3 separate regions of the Homo sapiens genome follow, and all the other regions are linked to region 3. A link is a loop called in an ENCODE intact Hi-C map of the cell type or tissue named here. Cell type or tissue: HCT116. All regions are shown on one strand.

Evidence for each region. Hi-C counts contacts between places; a loop is a spot of excess contacts. Peaks named below come from ENCODE experiments on the same cell type or tissue, not always from the same donor. Only the 100,000 strongest peaks of a DNase experiment are listed, where the experiment ranks them.
Region 1: it touches region 3 in a loop (9-fold over the local background); 2 of 110 quality-filtered maps call a loop at or near these places.
Region 2: a loop joins it to region 3, with 5 times the contacts of the local background. A loop is called at or near these places in 2 of 110 quality-filtered maps.

Annotation. Positions count from the first base shown.
Region 1 is chr17:68,433,474-68,438,473 of GRCh38, forward strand. WIPI1 (WD repeat domain, phosphoinositide interacting 1) reads right to left here. Exons shown (of 13, transcript NM_017983.7): 5 at 2,909-3,006; 6 at 2,147-2,239; 7 at 1,083-1,153; 8 at 1-102. It also overlaps a transcript of ARSG not described here and a transcript of PRKAR1A not described here. Among named protein-coding and RNA genes, the nearest start is that of MIR635, 11 kb to the left of the region's middle. RefSeq lists an enhancer at 2,567-3,067 and a silencer at 4,784-4,873. In HCT116, a CTCF peak has its summit at 3,088 (motif pointing left); DNase peaks (open chromatin) are centred at 2,678 and 3,088; H3K27ac peaks cover 476 bases.
Region 2 is chr17:67,961,450-67,966,449 of GRCh38, forward strand. BPTF (bromodomain PHD finger transcription factor) reads left to right here. Exons shown (of 28, transcript NM_182641.4): 25 at 2,763-2,955. Among named protein-coding and RNA genes, the nearest start is that of C17orf58, 33 kb to the right of the region's middle. In HCT116, a CTCF peak has its summit at 1,972 (motif pointing right); a DNase peak (open chromatin) is centred at 1,992; H3K27ac peaks cover 439 bases.
Region 3 is chr17:68,757,873-68,762,872 of GRCh38, forward strand. No RefSeq gene overlaps it. Among named protein-coding and RNA genes, the nearest start is that of LINC01482, 130 kb to the left of the region's middle. In HCT116, a CTCF peak has its summit at 2,200; DNase peaks (open chromatin) are centred at 1,719 and 2,159; H3K4me3 peaks cover 799 bases; H3K27ac peaks cover 1,097 bases.

The DNA.
Region 1 (5,000 bases), 320 kb before region 3:
GTGACCTGTTCCAGCTTGAAGATGTGTACCGTCTCGGTGTTACTGGAGGCGCAGAGGAATTGTGAATCCATACTGAACACTAGAGAGCTGATTGTCACATACCTACAAGCACAGCAACACATGGGTCAGTGAGCAAGAGAAATGGGAGTTATGGCCTTATAACTCAGAGATCAGCTTTATAAGAAAATCAGATGTATCCTGAAGAGCCTAGGTAGACCCAGATCCCTTAAACACTGTGGTGCTCATATTTAGAAATTAATGTCAGAAAGATTCACAAAGGGTCATAGTTTTTTTTTTTTTTTTTTTTTTTTTTTTTTTTTTTTTTGAGACAGAGTCTCTCGCTCTGTTGCCCAGGCTGGAGTACGGTGGCTTGATCTCAACTCACTGCAACCTCTACCTCCTGGGTTCAAGCGATTCTCCTGCCTCAGCCTCCCAAGTAGCTGGGATTACAGGCACACACCACCACACCCAGCTAATTTTTGTATTTTTAGTAGAGACGGTGTTTCACCATGTTGGCCAGGCTGGTCCTCAGGTGATCTGCCTGCCTTGGCCTCCCAGAGTGCTGGGATTACAGACGTGAGCCACCGCGCCCGGCCCATAGTCTTATTTATGTGAGAAGAAACAAGGTATAGCCCTGCCTCTGTCAGCAGAAGGGAGGAACTGTGCCTTCCTGGCATCTTGGAATCTTCCAGTTGCTCTGTGCACTGATCTGGCTGCAAACCTACATCCGATAAGATCCCAAACAGTCACACTTTACATCGTCCTTTATTTCCATGGAAGGAAATCAGAAATTATTTTTGGATTGTGACTCCCTGGCTCTCTCATTTCTCCTGTGCCGGCCGCCCACACACACATCAAAAAGGGACTCTCACGGCTGAACTGTGTTAAAACAGCATCTCGGCTTTCAGTTTTGCTGAGCCCTAAGTAAAGCCTGGGAGTCAATTACCTGGGAGAGTAGTTACACTTCCTCCAGGTGAGTGGAGGGCACAGAGCCACTCTCTGTCCTCTCCCTAGACAGCTGCCAGCGGTCCCTGCGGGACTTCTGCGGGGACTTTAAAATGGGTTTGACATTGAACACAGACCTTTTCATCCCTCTCCGGAACTCATAGAGCTTTTGCCCATCAGGGACAGAGAACACCCGGATGACTGTGCCCTGGAAAAGAAAGCAGGTGGACATTTCATAACCATTAGTGGCTTTACACAGAGATGTCCCTTTAGAGAGGAGTTTGTTTTATTGGTTTTGAACATCTGTCTCTGAGGAGGAAGAACACCACGTTGAGCATAGAGGCATGTTTATTTATGTGCCATATCAACAATTCTTGGAAAATGTTATAAACACCCTCTGTCTACCTTTTCCCTTCCACCTGTGCCCAAGGCTCTGCGTGTATGTGTGTGTGCATGTGTGTGTTCACCCAACTGCTCTGGTTTCTTAGAATTTCAATTTGAGGCCGGGTGTGGTGGCTCACGCCTGTAATCCTAGCACTTTGGGAGGCCAAGGCGGGTGGATTGCCTGAGCTCAGGAATTCAAGACCAGCCTGGGCAACACAGTGAAGTGAAACCCCGTCTCCACTAAAATACAAAAAATTAGCCAGGCGTGGCAGCATGTGCCTGTAATCTCAGCTACTCGGGAGGCTGAGGCAGGAGAATCACTTAAACCTGGGAGGCGGAGGTTGCAGTGAGCCGAGATTGCGCCATTGCACTCCAGCCTGGGCGACAGAGCTAGACTCCACCTCAAAAAAAAAAAAAAAATTCAATTGGATCACTTTCTCTGATTATTCCAGGCAGAAGACATCAATTTCTCTAAATAGCAAAGTAAAGCATTTGGTTTGCACTGTACTGTGTTTATAAGGTGTAGCATTTGTCCGTCTCTACGGCTGATGTACACGTACATTTCTTCATAAGACCACGAGTTTTCATGCAAAGTGTCTTGTATCTTGCATATTGCAGGCCCCTGGCCTATTGAATTAACAAATGCATGAATATACCACACATGCAGAGGCCAGAAATTCTCCCTCTGAAACAAATTCTGAGTGGGCCCAGAGACCAGTCAGTCTTCATGTCACCAGGTTTGTTCAATCCCATCCCTGCGCACGGCAGGAGCCATCCAGCGAAACCCAGACAGAGGTGTTGGTGGGAGTGGACTCACTTTTTCAGACGCACTTGCTAGTTTGGAGCCTGAGGCATTGAAGGTGATGGCAGCTAGTGTTCCCTCATGGGCAGCAATAGTGCAGACTGTTTTCTGTTGGTGAAAAGGAAAAATGGATACAGATGCTGCGGAGGAGGGAAGATGGATTTCACCTCCCTCCCCTTCCTCTTTTCTCCTTTCTCCCTCCTTTGTCCAGCTCCCTGTCTCTTCCTCTGTCCCCCAGGCCATCTGCATGTAAGCTGTGTGTCATTTTCTGGTGAATCAAGATTTGGCTTCAAGGGCCACTCCATTTCCATCCCTTTTCCTGCCCTTGGGAAGGTGGCCACGAACGGAGCACCTGATGCAGTGTGATGCCGTCGCAGGCGCGCCCTGCACGCATCTTTAGGCAACTTCCCACAGCAATCTTGTCCCGCTCAGGGATGCCTCAGAGACCAGAGGGCAGGGAATATGAAACACCTGCACACTGTCTCAGGCTGTGGCATGGGACAGGGTGACACATTCAGGGAGACAACTGGCCCCCTGCTGGCAAGTGGTTTTCATTATGCTGCAGATGTCTAACTTGGCCTGGCCAGCTGGCTTATGGTGAGGTTGACTCACAGCAAGCCCGAGGGGAAATAGTATCACCTTCTCTTGAACAACTCCCCAGTATTGCTTACTCCCACCGCCTCCAGCCCCCGACGGCAGGGCGTCCTTATCTATCTCCTTCCATGACCACACAGCCAAGGCAGGTGGGTTGGCTCAGCCAGGTCACCGTCAACTTACCAGGGAGTTTCCATCATAAAGCACAATCTCCCCTGAAGTCAGGCTTCCAGGATAGGCCAGGTAAGAATTGGAATGGTTGATAGAGAGAGCACATAGACCTGGCAAAGAAGAAACAGAACATGAGAAGCCTGGGGCCAAGGGAGAGATTGCACGGCTGGAGAGGGCATCTGAAAACAGTACAGCTACAGTGCCACCTACTGGCAAGGGGAGGAATGGCTTTGCAGACAACTGCTTTCCGCTGATGATTCTTCTGATTAAGGCTTCCAATAAAGCAACTTCACAGGGGAAGACCTCCTGATTTAACACTGGCTGCGTCCTTGCTACAGTGAAACAATGAGACTTGCCGGGCACAGTGGCTCATGCCTGTAATTCCAGCACTTTGAGGCGGGCGGATCACTTGAGGTCAGGAGTTCCAGACAAGCCTGGCCAACATGGTGAAACCCCATCTCTACTAAAAATACAAATAGCTGGGCATGGTGGTGCGTGCCTATAGTCCCAGCTACTTGGGAGGCTGAGGCAGGAGAATCGCTTGAACCCAGGAGGCAAAGGTTGCAGTGAGTGGAGATCGTGCCACTGCACTCCAGCCTGGGCTACAGAGTGAGACCCCGTCTCAAAAAAAAAAAAATATATATATATGTGTGTGTGTGTGTGTGTGTATATATTGCTCATTTTTACATTTTACCCCAGGACTCTGAAACAGCATCTACTTTTCTTCCAATTCCATTATCCTCTAGGGTTACAAGAGATTTCCTCAAAACTGAAATAAATCTTCCTATAGTGAAAAGTCAGTACATATTGGTCTTTCTGCAGATGATTATATACTGTTGGCCAGTAACTTCAAGTTGGAGAAGAGGAGCTGCCAAGAACCTATTTAGAAACTGAGAAATTTCAGGCCAGGCAAGGTGGCCCACACCTGTGATCCCAGCACTTTGGCAGGCCGAGGCAGGTGGGTCACCTGAGGTCAGGAGTTCGAGATCGGGCTGGCCAACATAGTGAAACCCTGTCTCTATTAAAAATACAAAAATTAGTCAGGTGTGGTTGCATGTGCCTGTAGTCCCAGCTACTCGGGAGGCTGAGGCAGGAGAATTGCTTAAACCTGGAGGTGGAGGCTGCAGTGAGTGAAGATAGTGCCACTGCACTCCAGCCTGGGTGAGAGTGAGGTTCTGTCTTAAGAAAAAAAAAAAAAGAAACCGAGCAATTTCTGAGCCAAATGCCCTGCCTTGATAAGGGAAATGGGTACCTCCCGAGGAGGAAGTTTATTTGAGGTCTGCGTCTGCAGTCAAGATGGTGTGCCTAGACATTGAGACAAACTAAATAAAGAGGACATTTTGGATTTAAGATGCTTCAATAATATTCCGGAAGAGTAAACAGCCCATCAAACCACTGAACCAACATAAGCTGTTTTTATTTATAAGGGGATTCAAGAAGGGAGCATTTAAGTAAAGGATTTTCAAAACAATGGTTTAGATGAATAGAGGTGCACATGATAGCAGTGAATTCCAGCAATTCCATAGAAACCAAAGTGTTACCAGAAACTTTGAGATCACGCAAGAGAGACATCTCTCTTAAAAAAAAAAAAAAAAAAAAAAAAAGTGACTGGCGTCTATTACAAGTTAGTATATTAAGTGGGTTTCTTCTAAAAGTATAAGAAAAAACTTTAGGTCAGGCTGAAACATACCTCAACTAATCTGCTGAGGAAGGAGAGCAAAGGAAAAAGAAAGTAAACATTTAGAGTTGGAACCTAGGTCTCATTTCCTGCTCTGGCTTTGCTGAGTCCACAGCAGGGCTGTCCTCTTATCACTTGCCATGCATAGCTACGGGAGGAAGTGGCTGAGCCCCGGAACCTTTAACTGCACGTTCTGGCAGCCCTGCCACCCCTTTGGCGATACAAGGTCATTCCTGGCCCCAGCCTTAGAAGAGGCCACTCGTCCATTTCCAGTTTTGCTCTGGAAACCCCAATTCCTCACCCCTTCTGAATTCTTTGCTATCCAAATGAAATTTCAAGAACAGCTAGGCAGGCAGAAGGGATTCTAGTCTTGTGAAACTGGGGAGGGAAGGCAGTCAGGAGATCTGGTTGTCTTGTGTGCTGGGT
Region 2 (5,000 bases), 800 kb before region 3:
ACATCCTTCCAGAACACAGCCTATCACCCTGTGGAGATAACACACAAACTATCTCAGAGGACCCCCACCTGTGGCAGTGAAAATCATGTGAGAGTCATAGTTCAAAAGAAAAAAGTGCTGGGCACCGTGGCTCATACCTGTAATCTCAGCACTTTGGGAGGCCGAAGTGGGAGGATCACTTGAGCCCAGGTGTTTGAGACCAGTCTGGGCAACATAGAGAGACCCCGTCTGTACAAAAAATTGGCCAGGCGTGGTGGCTAATGCCTGTAATCCCAACACTTTGGGAGGCCGAGGTGGACGGATCACCTGAGGTCAGGAGTTCGAGATCAGCCTGGCCAACATGGCAAAACCCTGTCTCTACTAAAAATGCAAAAATTAGCCAGATGTGGTGGCACACACCTGTAATCCCAGCTACTCGGGAGGCCGAGTCAGGAGAATCGCTTGAACCCGGGAGACTGAGGTTGCAGTGAGCCGAGATCATGCCACTGTACTCCAGCCTGGGAGACAGAGCAAAGCTCTGTCAAAAAAAAAAAAGAAAAGAAAAAAAGCCGGGCCTGGTGGCGCATGCCTATAGCCCCAGCTACTCGGGAGGCTGAGGTGGGAGGATCACATGAGCCTGGGAGGTCCAGGCTGCAGGGGGCCGTGATCCTGCCCCTGCTCTGCAGCCTGGGCTATACAGCGAGACAAAAGAAAAAAAGAAAAAAGTTAGTGGTAACAGGATAAACTACATAACCATATATTATTCCTTCACATTCATGAAGCAGGTCAATTTGAAGCTTGAGGACGACTTCCATTCCTCTAGGTGAATCTGCCAAGAAATGCCTTGGTAGAACTAAGAGTGCCAATGGTATCAGCAAGGCCAGTCTGGTTCCCTGTGATTCATGGTAATTCTCACTATGACTTTGACATGGTGTTCCTACACAGTGCCTATCAACACTTATAGACACACTGTGTAAGCGTTTGTTACATTTACTTTTCCTTTTGTCATTAGGTCTTTTGTTACAGAGGCCACTCTGCTCTCCACAATCACACATTTACACAGCTCCCCCTTGCCAAGCAGTGTAGACCCTCACAGGCTTTGGATAACTATCCTTGCATCATTCTCCACACCTTGTCCCCGGTGTTGAACTGAAGCATCTCCTTCCACGTTCCCTGCCCGTTAGTTAGCCAGGCCACTGCCCACATTGTCACAAACATTATATTAACAGGAAAACTGGCCCGTGCCATATTCCATTATGAGAGGTTATTTTTAATTCGATTAAATTCCAATGTTTATTCAGAAAACCTGGTAGAGATTGAATTACTCTATGTACTTTCTTAGTTTTCTTCTTCATATCATATTTTGACCATTTATCTTCTACACCTGGCTGACCTGCATGTTCCTTGTAGTGTAACTTCTACTTGGTGTTTGCGCTTTGCTTTGTTTTCAAATTTAAATTGTGAGATACATTTTCAAACCTATCTAAGAAATAGCCCTGATATTGAAATGGCTTCTGTGGAATAGGTTTGACAGATGTAAGTCTTTGATTCTTTGGCTTTGGTTTTTGTGCCTGTTACAGTTTTACACACATTCATTCAGAGGAAGACATTACCATCAATGTGTTGTTTCTTTTTTCAAATTCCAGTATGTTTTTAAAGACCCATATTTCACTAAGCAGTGTACTTGTTGAAACTGATGTGAGTGACTTTATGTTTCCACATGTGATAGAGCATCAGATACTGGAGTTTGCCAGGAGTAGAATGGTTGGATTCAGAAATGTTTAGCTGACTCATTGCAGGAAGTTACACTGTAAAAAAGTGAATCAAGGCAGGGAAGACAGATTTAAGTACCATGCAGCTCAAAATGACAATTACATTGTCATTTTCATTGTGAATACTTTTAGGTTCTATATTGGCTGTGATCTTTGTACTAACTGGTATCATGGAGAATGTGTTGGCATCACAGAAAAGGAGGCTAAGAAAATGGATGTGTACATCTGTAATGATTGTAAACGGGCACAAGAGGGCAGCAGTGAGGAATTGTACTGTATCTGCAGAACACCTTATGATGAGTCACAGTGAGTTCTGATAAGAGCATCATATTTAATAATTTAGGAAGCCAAATTGCTCTGACTGGTTACTTATTTATTTTAAAATAAAAAGCAGATTTTTTTCTACATTTATTATACACTTACATTACAAATTCCTTTTCATTTTTCTCTTTTTCCCTTTTTACCTACCCTTCAAAATTTATCTTGCTTCATAGTGAATGTTTGAGACACATTGGGGAAAATGTGGTTTAATGGTAGATTTGATTCTTCAATATGTAACATAGAAATTAATGAGATTAAAATAGCCTGACTTGTTTGGACTTTATCAGTGTTTGAAATGGTGCTTTATTGTAGGTTAGAAAAACACTAATTTGGGTACAAGCTCTGAGACTCTGTTATTAGCTTATAGGATTTTGAACACCCATATGGTACAGTACTAGTTGAAAGATTTTTGGCTTTGTTTTCAGCTTTAAAATCAATTGAATGTTTCATATTTATCTTTAAATTGGTTCTCCAGTATTACACAGTGTTCTTATAAATTTTTTTACTGCTTGTTCTTAACATCAAAAATACTAAATTAATGAACTGGAATGTCAATCTTGAAAGTATTAAAACCATAATACTAAAACTATTTTATATCCCAGGGTTTAGCAAATTTTCAGGTGCATGCTTTATTATAAGTAACATCATCCCATGTGTTTTGAACTCACATTTCCATTTCGGATCTTGCAGATTTTATATTGGCTGTGATCGGTGTCAGAATTGGTACCATGGGCGCTGCGTTGGCATCTTGCAAAGTGAGGCAGAGCTCATTGATGAGTATGTCTGTCCACAGTGCCAGTCAACAGAGGATGCCATGACAGTGCTCACGCCACTAACAGAGAAGGATTATGAGGGGTTGAAGAGGGTGCTCCGTTCCTTACAGGTGAGACCCCTCTGTGTGCAGCATTTCAAAATGAAATCAGCCAGCATAATTTTGGAAGCATTTCTAGGATTTCAAGTTTCCAATCTTAGAATGATTATTTACTGACTCCCAGCTAGTCTAGTGAAGTGCCTAACAAACTGCAGTCCTTCACGTACCAGTGCCATGAGCTTTACCATATCCCCACACCACGTCAGCTTATCTCACACTCACAAGAGTGTTAACATGACTCACTTCTTTATACATTTTATTTTTAAGGAGACTTCCTCTCACCCCCATGGATTGAGAAGCAGTATGATTAGATTATAGTTGTTCTTGGCCGGGCATGGTGGCTCATGCCTGTAATCCCAGCACTTTGGGAGGCCAAGGTGGGCGGATCACAAGGTCAGGAGATCAGACCATCCTGGCTAACACGGTGAAACCCCGTCTCTACTAAAAATACAAAAAATTAGCTGGGCGTGGTGGCGGGCGCCTGTAGTCCTAGCTACTCCGGAGGTTGAGGCAGGAGAATGGCATGAACCCGGGAGGCAGAGCTTGCAGTGAGCCGAGATGGCGCCACTGCACTCCAACCTGGGCGAGAGTGTGAGACTCCATCGCAAAAAAAAAAAAAAAAAAAAAAGATTATAGTTATTCTTTTCCTTATGAAAAACAAAAAGGGGACTGGGCGTGGTGGCTAACACCTGTAATCCCAGCACTTGGGGAGGCTGAGGCGGGTGGATCACAAGGTCAGGAGTTCGAGACCAGACTGGCCAAAAGGATGAAACCCCATCTCTCTACTAAAAATACAAAAAATTAGCCAGGTGCGGTGGGGCGCACCAGTAATCCCAACTACTAGGGAGGCTGAGGTAGGAGAATAGCTTGAACCCGGGAGGCGGAGGTTGCAGTGAGCCAAGATCGAGCCACGGCACTCTAGCCCAGGTGACAGTGTGAGACTCTGTCTCAGAAAAAAAAGAAAAACGGGATCGAGATGGTTTGCAGGATTAGCAAGTGATAGAGATATATTGAAGACATAGAAAGCCAGTGTGGTTGCTCACACCTATAATCCCAGCACTGTGGGAGGCCAAGGCAGGAGGATCACTTGAGTCAATGAGTTAGAGACCAACCTGGGCAGCAAAGTGAGACCCCATCTCTACAAAAAAATTTTTTAAAAATCAGCCAGGTACGGTGGTGCACACCTGTAATCCCAGCTACTAAGGAGGCTGAGGCAGGAGAATCTCTTGAACCCGGGAGGCAGAGGTTGCAGTGAGCCAAGATCGAGCCACGGCACTCTAGCCCAGGTGACAGTGTGAGACTCCATCTCAGAACAAAAAGAATAACAGGATAGGGATGGTTTGCAGGATTATCAAGTGATACAGATGTACTGAAGACACAGAAAGCCAGTGTGGTTGCTCACATCTATAATCCCAACACTTTGGGAGGCCAGGGCAGGAGGATCACTTGAGTTGACGAGTTAGAGACCAACCTGGGCAACAAAGTGAGACCCCCACCTCTACAAAACATTAAAAAAAAATGAGCTGCACATGTTGGCACGCACTTGTAATCCCAGCTACTTGGGAGGCTGAGGTGAGAGGATCACTTGAGCACAGGAGGTTACAGTGAGCTATGATCACGCCACTCGACACCAGCCTGAATGACAGAGCGAGACCCTGTCTCAAAAAAGTGGGGGGAAATAAAAGGATATAGTGCACTGGATTGAAACTTTCTCCTGTCGTTATCATAATCAGAAGAATTGAAGTAACTAAAAAGAGAATCATAGTCTCAATGTGTGCTTGAATGTTATCTAACATCACGTCTCTGCTACCTCATCATTAACCAGCTGTGGTAATGATTCCACACTTTGAACCCATCCCACCTGTTGACAGAAGCGATTGCAATGCCAGCATCACTCAGTGACGGCTCATCATGTAGGGCCCAGAATACTGATTTTGTGACTTCTAAGCTTGTGCTCCATTCCCAACACAAAGTCTTCTGACCAGCCTTTGAGTACCATTATTGTAGAGGAAGCTCATCTTAGGTAACTATTACTAGAGCAGAAATCACTTAATATA
Region 3 (5,000 bases):
AAAAAATATAAATCGTTCTATTACAAAGATGCATGCATGCATATGTTTATTGTAGCACTATTCACAATAGCAAAGACATGGAATCAACCCAAGTGCTCATCAATGATAGACTGGATAAAGAAAATGTGGTATGTATACACCATGGAATACTATGCAGCCATGAAAAGGAACAAGATCATGTCCTTTGCAGGGACATGGATGGAGCTGGAAGTCATTATCCTCAGCAAACTAATGTAGGAACAGAAAACCAAACACCACATGTTCTCACTCATAAGTGGGAGCTGAACAATGAGAACAGATGGACACAGGGAGCAGAACAACACACACTGGGGCCTGTCAGGGAGTGGGATGTGGGGAGGGAGAGCATTAGGAAAAATAGCTCATGCATGCTGGGCTTAATACCCAGATGATGTGTTGACAGGTGCAGCAAACCACCATGGCACTTGTTTACCTATGTAACAAACCTGCACATCCTGCACATATACCCTAGAATTTAAAATGAAAATTAAAAAAAAGTAAAAAATGTAGTGGATTTTTAGGAATATCCCAGTAATCAAGTCACCTTTCAAGAATTAAGGGAATGAAAATGGCTGGAGGACATTTCCAAAGGATTAGGAGTGGGAGTCACCTGTTGATGCCAAGGCTGGAACAGCTGGAGGGGCCTCAAGGGGACCTTGGGAGATGCCTGTGTGCTTAGGAAGGGAAGGGCCTATCCAAAGTCCAAGAGAGTGCTATTTAACCCACGTAAGCTGATCTCTGCTCCTTAATTTCAGGATTAGAAAACTGCTATGGGATTTGGCTTTTGTCAACCATTGGGATGCTTTGGGAAGCCACAGAAATCCAACTATCTCTAAGACTAATTCTGTGAACTCTGAAATTCCTCTGCATAGTAAGGTGGACTATTGGAGGGGAGGGGTGGTCACTGTCTACACACCTAACTTTATGTTATAAAAAAATTCTAATTTTATTCAGCATTTCCAAAAGGGTGCTACAGGGAATGTTACTGATGTTAAATTAAAGAGTACAGTGCAAAAAAAATGATCTCTGTTCAAGTAAATTAAGAAATTATGTGATTAAATAGAATTACATTTTTTATTTTGGATAGGATTTCTCAGGGCTTTCCACCTGCTATTCTGAATTATGTATCTTTAAGAGGGAGACTGTGTGTATATTGTAAAAGTCAGATTCTAATGTAAAAGATTCTAATTTCGGGTCATGGCAGTAACACTGCACCATTGGCACATGGTTTAAAACTGCAGGAACACAGACATTGATCTGTGTGCTTATGTAAATGTGTACACTCTAAAAAATAAACAAGCAAATACTATATGTATACGGTGAAGGTCAGCAGTGGCGGGGAAAAGGGAAGACTTTCGTGGGAGAGATTTAGGGAGGTTAGCACCTTTAACTGAAGGTAAGAGTCCTTCATTCTAATTCTGAATCACTGCGTTACGTTCAGCATATCTGGTCCTGTTTCCCCACATGCAAAGCAGAAATTTAAAAAGTAAAGACATCTCAAACTTATCTTGCAAAACAATACAGGGATTAAACAAGCCTGTACCATTAAACTGTTTTGCACTCTGTGGTCAAGGACATGGCCTAATGGCAGGTTATGGTCCTGGCCACCAGCAGGATTAACCAAGGGGTTTGCAGAGCAGGCACAGGCAGTGTCTGTCTCTCCAGGACCGCGGGTAGGGCAGCTGACATCCTGGGGTCAGGGTGAGTCATGCCCTGTGTGCATGAACATGCAGGCATGCGTGCAGCACCCTCGGGCTCCAGGGGCTTAAATTTCCAAAAGACAACCCTGAAAACTTGAAAAGTAAGAAAATCTAGAACAATGAGTAGGTGGCCTAGCTTTTGTGGCAGGCAGAAACAAGACAAAATGGCGAGTTAACCATATTCCTATTATGTGGGGGATTTTGTAGGACTGTCCGAGTGACTATTTGCTTAGAGTAGGTTAAATCCTACCAAAGAAATGGGGCTCCCAAGAAAGCATTCATTCCCAAAGTGAATTTTCCTGTTGATAGTGTTGGATATGTTTGCAGTATTCACGGTCCAAATTTTATGCTTTCTCTTTCCCATTGCTGAGTCACTGGGCTGTCTTGAAATCTGAGGGGAAAAGTCTGTGAGGCGTGGCCGGCAACTAGGAAGCCTGGCTCTTTCTAGTAGAGCATGAACGCCACCTTGAGTTGTGTGTGAGCACTGCCGAGCCCTACTTGACATGATCAGCAGTTCCGAGGGATGGAGCAAATGGGACTGGTTCCCTTTTGCAACAAAAAGCAGCACTATCAGGCCTGGGTTGTGTCTTGACACCCGGAATTATTTTTTAGCAAAATGTAATAAATCAATCAGAGTTCCCCAGAGAAACAGAACCAAGAGCATATGCGTGCATAAGATGGAGAAATTTATTTTAAGGAATTGGCTGGTGCAAATGTAGGGGCTGGAAAGTTGGAAATTTGTAGGACAAGCCGCAGGCTGCAAACTCAGGCAGGAGTTGATGTTGCCATCTTGAGGCAAAATTTCTTCCCTGGGAAGTCTCAGTTTTTTTCTCTTTAGGCCTCCAATTGATTGAATGAGGTCGACAAATTTTATCTAGGATAGTCTCCTTTACTTTAAGTCAGCTGATTTTGGATGTTAATCATATCTGCAAAATACGTTCACCGCAACATCTAGACCAGTGTTTGGTTAAATAACTGGTACTAGCCCAAGTCGACACATAAACCATCACTCTTGGCCGGGCGTGGTGGCTCAGGCCTGTAATCCCAGCACTTTGGGAGGCCGAGGCAGGCGGATCACGAGGTCAGGAGATTGAGACCACCTGGTAACACGGTGAAACCCCCGTCTCTACTAAAAATGCAAAAAATTAGCTGGGTGTGGTGGCGGGCTCCTGTAGTCCCAGCTACTCGGGAGGCTGAGGCAGGAGAATGGCGTGAACCCGGGAGGCGGAGCTTGCAGTGAGCCGAGATTGTGCCACGGCACTCCAGCCTGGGCGACAGAGCGAGACTCCGTCTCAAAAACAAACAAACAAACAAACAAACAAACAAACAAAACCTAACCATAACTGATAGCAACATTAGCATAGGTGAAAAATATATTTTTGAACATTAACAGATATAAATAATTTTTCATTTGATTCATTAATATGGATTCAACAACACTTCAGGTTGGACCAGGTGCATTACCATTTCTAGTTATATTCCTTGTAACATTGGGTTAGATTCTGATGTGTTGCTACCAGCCTACCATATGCATTGTATGACTTCCCCCAGTACCATCATAACGAAGACATGTAGAATACGTTTCATAGTAAATAGGGTGTTTTCCCAGGGTTGCTGTTGTTGCTATTGCAGGATATTCGCCTGCAAGTGTTTGCAATTCTCTAATCAGAACTCTTTGCCATGCAAGGTAAGGCAAAGTTTAAAAGGCTGGTCAGAGCTCCTTCCCAGGAGTGACACCCTTTGTCCTTTGACATTGGTATTTTTCTGTCCAGTACTTCTGGCAGAAGTTAGAAGCAGGAATGGGTAGTCCGGATAGCTCTCCTATTTGAATCTGTTTTTTAAAAAAAAGACTCCACAAGACTCCACACTATTTTGATATTTTGATGAATTTTCTGGGGTTTCACCTCGTGTAATTTTTTTTTTTTTTTTTTGAGACACGATCTTGCTCTGTTGTTCAGGCTGGAGTGCAATGGCATGATTACAGCTCACTGTAACCTCAAACACCTGGGTAGCTCCTGGGTTCAAGGGATCCTCCTACCATGGTTTCCTAAAGCACTGGGATTACAGGCATGAGCCACGAGGCCCACAGGCCCAGTCCTTCATGTGACTTTTGAAGGAGGCATCTGTGGTCTTCAAACACCAAGAATCTCTCCTTTATAGACACTCAGAAAGCACGGAAGAGGAGGATAAGAAATGGCCAAGTCTCTTGGTGTTTGCTCTTGCTGGAAAGAAAAAGGGGGAAATTGGATTTCTCTGGGATTCTCTGTTCAAATGGCAAAGGAGGAAAAAATCCCAGAGAGTCTGCTAAGGAAGGAAGTAGAAGCTACGTCATCTCTATAGACAGCAGAGAGGACATATTTATTGGTGTGTATCTCTAGTTTCTGCAACTCATCCAGCCAGATATTTCAATATTTCCCTAACTCCAACTGTTCACTGTCCATTTCCATTGCTATTGAATGTGCTAGGTATATTTTCCTAATATAAACACAAAATTTAAAAAATTATCCTATGTACCATGTGACATAGTCTTGCATATTATAGTGGTTCACATCATAACTCATCTGTTTGAAAAACTCTAATCAGATGCATACGGTTAATTCAAAATGTGCTGTGTGTAGAACTGCTATATAATTGATGAGCATTAGAATGATGTGACACTCTACAATTCTCTTTTCTCTTAGGTTTTTAAGATTATTAAGATTAATGTCATTCAATAGGTCTGAGTTTGCATGTGTAGCAAAGACTTGTTCTCCTTAAGGCAGCAGTGGCTTGCAAACTTTTTGAAATGCCTGTAGTAACACATTTATTTTATTTATTCACAAATGCATACATATTCACAGACGTAATATAATGAAAGTCTCATTAAAACTAGAATGTAATTTTTTTTTGAGGCAAAGTCTTACTCTCACTCTATTGCCCAGGCTGGAGTGCAGTGGTACAGTCACAACCCACTGCAGCCTCAACCTCCCAAGCTCAAGCAATCCTCCTGCCTCAGTCTCCTGAGTAGCTGGGAATACAGGCATGCACCACCATGCCTGGCTAATTTTTTAATTTGTTATTGTTTGTAGAGACAGAGTCTCGCTATATTGCCCAGGCTGGTCTCAAACTCCTGGACACAAGCGATCCTCCTGCCTTAACCTCCCAAAGTGCTGGATTTACAGGTGTGAGCCACCATGCCTGCCCCAGAATGTAAAATGTTTCATAAATAATAATTGGTTTTTATATCAATTGCATCTTGGAATGATAAAATTTTGGACATATGGGAAAAATAAAATGTTATTA